Regions from separate parts of the Homo sapiens genome. Here region 1 is linked to region 2. A link is a contact called in ENCODE Hi-C or POLR2A ChIA-PET data. All regions are on one chromosome and are shown on one strand. The core of a region is the stretch at or near the end of the contact, and the rest is flanking DNA. Distances in the headings are between cores, read along the strand shown. Region 1 has its middle 26 kb from the start of LINC01754. Region 2 overlaps ZMYND8 (zinc finger MYND-type containing 8).

What was found. A loop is a pair of places that touch in the nucleus more often than their neighbours do. ChIA-PET counts read pairs that join two places held with the same protein, here RNA polymerase II (POLR2A). Pooled maps may share reads with other maps.
Region 1: a map with no recorded cell type shows a loop between it and region 2 (9-fold over the local background). The contact joins two enhancer-like sites. A Hi-C loop is called at or near these places in 4 of 37 single-sample maps with no recorded cell type and 2 of 50 pooled maps. POLR2A ChIA-PET finds 5 or more read pairs at or near these places in 8 of 52 experiments (B cell, BJ, GM10248 and 5 more).

Annotation. Positions count from the first base shown.
Region 1 is chr20:47,436,943-47,440,224 of GRCh38, reverse strand. No RefSeq gene overlaps it. Among named protein-coding and RNA genes, the nearest start is that of LINC01754, 26 kb to the right of the region's middle. Within about 2 kb of position 1,289, at least 8 of the 41 ENCODE cell types and tissues checked have a DNase peak (open chromatin) inside an H3K27ac peak, as active enhancers do.
Region 2 is chr20:47,273,222-47,276,186 of GRCh38, reverse strand. All of the region lies in intron 11 of ZMYND8 (zinc finger MYND-type containing 8), which reads left to right. Among named protein-coding and RNA genes, the nearest start is that of ZMYND8, 82 kb to the left of the region's middle. RefSeq lists an enhancer at 1-343. Within about 2 kb of position 1,551, at least 13 of the 41 ENCODE cell types and tissues checked have a DNase peak (open chromatin) inside an H3K27ac peak, as active enhancers do.

The DNA of each region.
Region 1 (3,282 bases), core at 40-2,539, 160 kb before region 2:
TATTTCTTGATTCATTTCCTTTGTGTTAGCTTCTTTTTTTTTTTTTTTTTTTTTGAGACAGAGTCTCGCTCTGTAGCCCAGGCTGGAGTGCAGTGATGCGATCTCAGCTCACTGCAACCTCCATCTCTCGGGTTCAAGCAATTCTTCTGCTTCAGCCTCTTTAGTAGCTGGGATTAAAGGCATGCACCACCACGCCCAGTTAATTTTGTATGGTTTCACCATGTTGGCCAGGCTGGTCTCAAACTCCTGGTCTCAATCAATCCACCCGCCTCGGCCTCCCAAAGTGCTGAGATTACAGGCGTGAGCCACTGCGTCTGGCTGTCTCTATTTCCTGATCCATTTCCTTTATTTAACTTTTTTTTTTTTTTTTTTGAGACGGATCTCACTCTGTCGCCCAGGCTGGAGGGCAGTGGCACCATCTCAGCTCACTGCAACCTCCACCTCCAGGGTTCAAGCAATTCTCCTACCTCAGCTTCCTGAGTAGCTGGGATTACAGGCACATGCCAGCACGCCTGGCTAATTTTTGTAATTTTTTTAGTAGAGACGGGGTTTCACCATGTTGGCCAGGCTGGTCTCGAACTCCTGACCTCGGGTGATGTGCCCACCTCGGCCTCCCAAAGTGCTGGGATTACAGGCATGAGCCACAGTGCCCGGCCTGTGTTAGCTTCATTTTTATTTTTATTTTCATTTTTATTTTTATTTTTTTTTTTCAGGGACTATAGGAAAGGTAAATGCTTCATTCTTGGTAATTTCCCATATGGTGGCCCAGCGAGGCTCACAGCAGTCAACCTTACATCCCACCACAAAGCAATCATGGTAGAAAAAGAACATCTCTTTTCCAGTATTTCTAGAAAACATCTCAGAACTGACTTTCACTGGACTCTCTTAGGTCACATGTCCATCTTTCAGCCAATCACCACAGCCAGAGCTGAGCTATGTTGGTGTCCGGATTGACCTGAGTCGCCTGCTTATTCCTGGAGCCCATGGGTGGCGGTCTGCCTCACCAGGACCACAGACACCAAGGGGGAGAAGGAAACCCCACCCAGGAAACCTAGAGCTGTTTCCAGAAGGAGGAGGGGTTGCTAGGTAGACTGAGCTACAAACATCTACAACAGTCACACAGGGAACTTAGGGGAAGGCCACCCCAGAAGCCCACAGTTTCCTAAGGTGCATCTCACTGTGCACGCAACTACCCCAGCTCTTTCTGTTGCCTAGGAGCTCACGTCTAAGAAATCACAAAATGTAAACACGGACTAAAGGAGAAGTCATCAGAGGAGAAGAGTATGCGAAGGGAAGAGGTTCAGAAGGGCGGGAAAACATCCAACTCTTGGACTTCGTTACCATATTCACCTTGTCGAAAAGTTTCTAAACCTGATGAATGACATTCCAGAGGACTGAAATAATTGGCACATGTGACCGAGGAAATGCAGGCAGTAATCTTCAAGAAATTGTGGAGAGTGGGAACAACTGGAAGATTGGAGTTGGGCAAATGTATGTAATTTTTAAAAGCTGAATCCCAAGCCCTGCAGACCGATTGGTTTGGGTGGTTATTCTTCCGCTTCCTCTTCCTCTTTTTTTTTTTTTTTTCTCTCTCTCTCTTTTTTTTTTGAGACGGAGTCTTGCTCTGTTGCCCAGGCTGGAGTGCAGTGGTGTGATCTCGGCTCACTGCAACCTCTGCCTCCTGGGTTCAAACGGTTCTCCTGCCTCAACCTCCCAAGTAGCTGGGACTACACTCGCACGCCACAGCACCCAGCTAACTTTCGTATTTTTAGTAGAGACAAGGTTTTGCCGTGTTAGCCAGGCTGGTCTCGAACTCCTGACCTCAGGTGATCCACCCGCCTTGGCCTCCCAAAGTGTTGGGATCACAGGCATGAGCCACTGTGCCCGGCCTCTTTTCTTTTGCTTCTTCTTTTCTTCCTCTCTTTTTTAAAAGACAGTTTTATTGCTATGTAATTTACATGCCATGAAATCTACTGCTTTTGTTTGTGTAATTCGATTATTTTTAGTAAATTTTTAATATAATGCAGCTTTTTCATCACCCCAGCAGGAACTCTCAGGCCTGCTTATCCTTAATCTCTGATCCCACTCCCAGCTCCAGGCAACCACTAATGTACTTTTTGCCTTAATAGATTTGTCTCTTCTGGCTGGGCGCGATGGCTCATGCCTGTAATCCCAGCACTTTGGGAGGCTGAGGCGGGTGGATCACGAAGTCAGGAGTTCGAGACCAGCCTGGCCAATAAGGCGAAACCCCTTCTCTACTAAAAATACAAAAATTAGCCGGGTGTGGTGGCACGTGCCTGTAATCCCAGCTACTCGGGAGGCTGAGGCAGGAGAATGGCATGAACCCGAGAGGTGGAGGTTGCAGTGAGCCGAGATGGCGCCACGGCACTCCGGCCTGGGCGACAGAGCAAGACTCCAACTCAAAAAAAGAACAAACAAACAAAAAAATAGATTTGTCTTTTCTGGCTGGGCACAGTGGCTCATGCCTGTAACCCCAACACTATGGGAGGCCGAGGTGGGCAGATCACCTGAAGTCAGGAGTTCAAGACCAGCCTGGTCAACATGGTGAAACTCCATCTCTACTAAAAATACAAATATTAGCCAAGCCTGGTGGCACACACCTGTATTCTCAGCTACTTGGGAGGCTGAGGCAGGAGAATCACTCAAACCTGGAAGGTGGAGGTTACAGTGAGCCAAGATCGCACCACTGTACTCCACCCTGAGCAACAGAGTGAGACTCTGTCTCAAGAAAAAAAAATTTTTGCCTTTTCTCTTTTTTTGAAACAGGTTCTTGCTGTTGCCCAGGCTGGAATGCAATGACATGATCATGGCTCATTGCAGCCTCGATTTCCTGAGCTCAGGTGATCCTCCCTCCTCAGTCTCCCCAGCTGTTGGAACCACTGGCATGCTACTGCACCTGGCTAGTTTTTTTTATTTTTTTGTAAAGACGGGGTCTTGCTATGTTGTCCAGACTGGTCACAAACTCTTGGGCTCGAGCAATCCACCCACCTTGATCTCCCTAAGTGCTGGGATTACAGGTGTGAGCCACCTTACCCAGCCCCATATTTTTATTTTTTTGTGTGTGTATATATGTATCTACTGAGTCATAGTATAAAACATATATTTTACTGTGGATCATTGCCGAAAAGGTTGAAAACATAGTTATTGACTGTCCTCTTATTACATAACTTTTTATGTGGGTTTATTGTCTCTTATAAACCAAGAACAAAACTTTCAGAAGGCAGAGTTTCCTTGTATCCTTGTTTTATCGGTGATTTAAAA
Region 2 (2,965 bases), core at 302-2,801:
AGATTTTCAAGAAGTCACCAGTGGAGTTCTTGCTGCTAGTAACCCAGAAATGAGAAAAGTGTCCCCAAAAGGCCACCTGGAGGTTATACCTAGAAGTAGATGGAGATGGCCAGAAATCTTGTGGAGTTCTGTTCAGATGTCGCTGCATTTTGGATTATTGACTTTCCATAACACAAATAATTTTGTTTTAGTTGAAATTGTATTTTTCTGTCAAAACCCTACATTCATATTAAACAGTGCAAATCTTAGAGAAACACATATGATAAAAAATAATACTTGACCAGGCGCCGTGGCTCATGCCTGTAGTCCCAGCACTTTGGGAGGGCAAGGCAGTCAGATTGCTTTAGCTTGGGAGTTCCAGACCAACCTGGGCAACATGGCAAAAACCTTGTCTCTACCAAAAATACAAAAATTAGCTGGTCGTGGTGGCGTGTGTCTATAGTCCTAGCTACTCTGGGACTATAGTTGAGGTGGGAGGATTGCCGGAGCCTGGGAGGTTGAGGCTGCAGTGAGCTATGATTGCGCTGTTGTATTCCAGCCTGGGCAAAGTGTGACCCCTTGTGAGACCCTGTCTCAAAAAACAAAAACAAAAAAAGGTAAAAAACAATAATAGTACTCTGTCTTCCCAGTGTGATCCCATTCCCTTAAAGGTCATATCCTTTAATAGTTGTGTTGTGTTTTTTTTTTTTTTTGGAGACATAGTCTCGCTCTGTCACCCAGACTGGAGTGCAGTGGCACCATCTCAGCTCACTGCAACCTCCACCTCCTGGGTTCAAGTGATTGTCGTTCCTCAGCCTCCCGAGTAGCTGGGATTACAGGTGCGCGCACTACTATGTCCAGCTAATTTTTGTATTTTTAGTAGAGACAGGGTTTCACCATGTTGGCCTGGCTGGTCTCGAACTCCTGACTTCAAGTGATCCACCCGCCTTGGGCTCCCAAAGTGCTGGGATTACAGGTGTGAGCCACTGGGCCTGGCCCAAAGTCTGAGTTTTTAAGTAAAACCTCCAATTCTTAAATGTCAGGTTTTTAAGTAAAATCTCCAATTATTAAATGTCAGTTTAAGATGTCTTGGAAGATTTTCTAGAATGAATAAAGCAGGTTGGAGTACCAGCTTTAGGCTTCTGGCCTAAAGCCTTGGACAGCCTTTCACACTCGCTTCCTTCCTTGGTCTCTCTCTCTCTCCCTCCCTCTCTCCCTCACTCCCTTCACACAGGAATTCTTTAAGGAGCAAGCATCAGTTCTTCAGGATACCATGAATGTCCCCAAGAGTTAAAATAATGAGGATTTAGTTGTGAACTCAAATAATTCTACTGACTTTGCTTGTGTTGTTTCTTGGGAAATTTTTTTTCTTTTTTCTTTTCCTTGGGTTATTTTCAAGAACTGCTTCTAGCTGCTCCCCAGATGGTGGTAGGAGGGGTAGAGAGAGCCTGTGGCTTTTGGTTCTGTAAAATAAAGGCTGCAGTCTATATCTTTCTCTAGTTCTGATTCATAGCTGTGTGGTCCTAGACACTCATGGTTGAGTCATAGAGCTTTGTTTTGGAATTGACATAATTTGTGTTGACACAGTTTCAGAAAAGTCTTCCTTTTTACCCCCTTGTTTCTGACCAGAGTCCTTAAAAGCTTACTTTGTTTCATGACACGGTTCCATTTAAGCCAAGTTCACAAAACATGGTACTTAATTACACAATCCTTCGGCACATTAATTCCCATAAAGAGCATGCTTTTCAGGAAATGTTTAAAATTTTAACCTTGGCAGCGACTTTGTGAATTAGTGTTGCCTGAACTTTCATTGCCATGGTTTTCTGCCGTATTTTATTACATACTTAAATATGAAAATTGTAATGCAGCTTTGTCCTAAGCTAAACACAATGTATAGGCTCGTGTGTTTAAATTGCTTGTTGTGGCTTTTCCTAATATATGTGAAATTAATACATAACTAGTAAAATGAAACATGGCATATATATGACCATTGGTTCTCCTGCACCACATTTCAAAAAATTCAGTTTTATAGGAATATAAGAACAGGGATAATGTGTTTAATTTAGCTTCTGTCTTCCCTTGGGAGGTACAAAAGGAGAAAGATAAATGACATCAGACTTCCTGGAAAAATATACCTCATTCTTTGAGTGCTTTTTAGGTGAGAAGTTAGTTGAATCCCCCATTTGAGTAGACTTTAAAGTCCCTTTCCTAAAATATAATCTCCTTGCTGGTATGTGCTTAGGTCATTTTACTAATCATGAATTAGCCAATGTGTAGTGTAGGAAGAGAGAGTGATATTGAAAATTATTTTACTCTTACAAATTGCCCCCTTTTCTGTCAGGGGCTAGATAGTATGTATTTTAGGCTTTTTGGGTCTTTTTTCCAACTCTGCAACTATTTAGTCATTGTTGCAGTAACGTAGCCACAAGCTGCTGTAGTCCCAGCTACTGAGGAGGCTGAGCTGGGAGGATCAATTAAGCCTAGGAGTTTGAGGCCACAATGACCTGTGATTGTGCCACTGCACTCCAGCCTGGACAATAGAGTGAGACCCTAGCTCAATAAACAGCTAGCTAGATAGAAGAAAATAGAGCAGCCGTAGACAGTTAAGACTTTTTTAATGGACACCGGAATTTATTTACTTATTTAAATTTTTATATTTTTTGAGATGAAGTCTTGCTCTGTTGCCCAGGCTAGAGCGCAGTGCCACGATCTCGGCTCACTGCAACCTCCACCTCCTGGGTTCAAGTAATCCTCCCACCTCAGCCTCCTGAGTAGCTGGAATTACAGGCATGCGCTACCATGCCCAGATGTTCTTTGTATTTTTAGTAGAGACAGGGTTTCACCATGTTGGCCAGGCTGGTCTGAAACTCCTGACCTCAGGTAATCCACCCGCCTCAGTCTCCCGAGGTGTCCAGACACTGGAATTTAAATTTCATATAAGTTGCATGTTTCATGAGCTATTAATTCTTTTCCCCCCAACCATTAA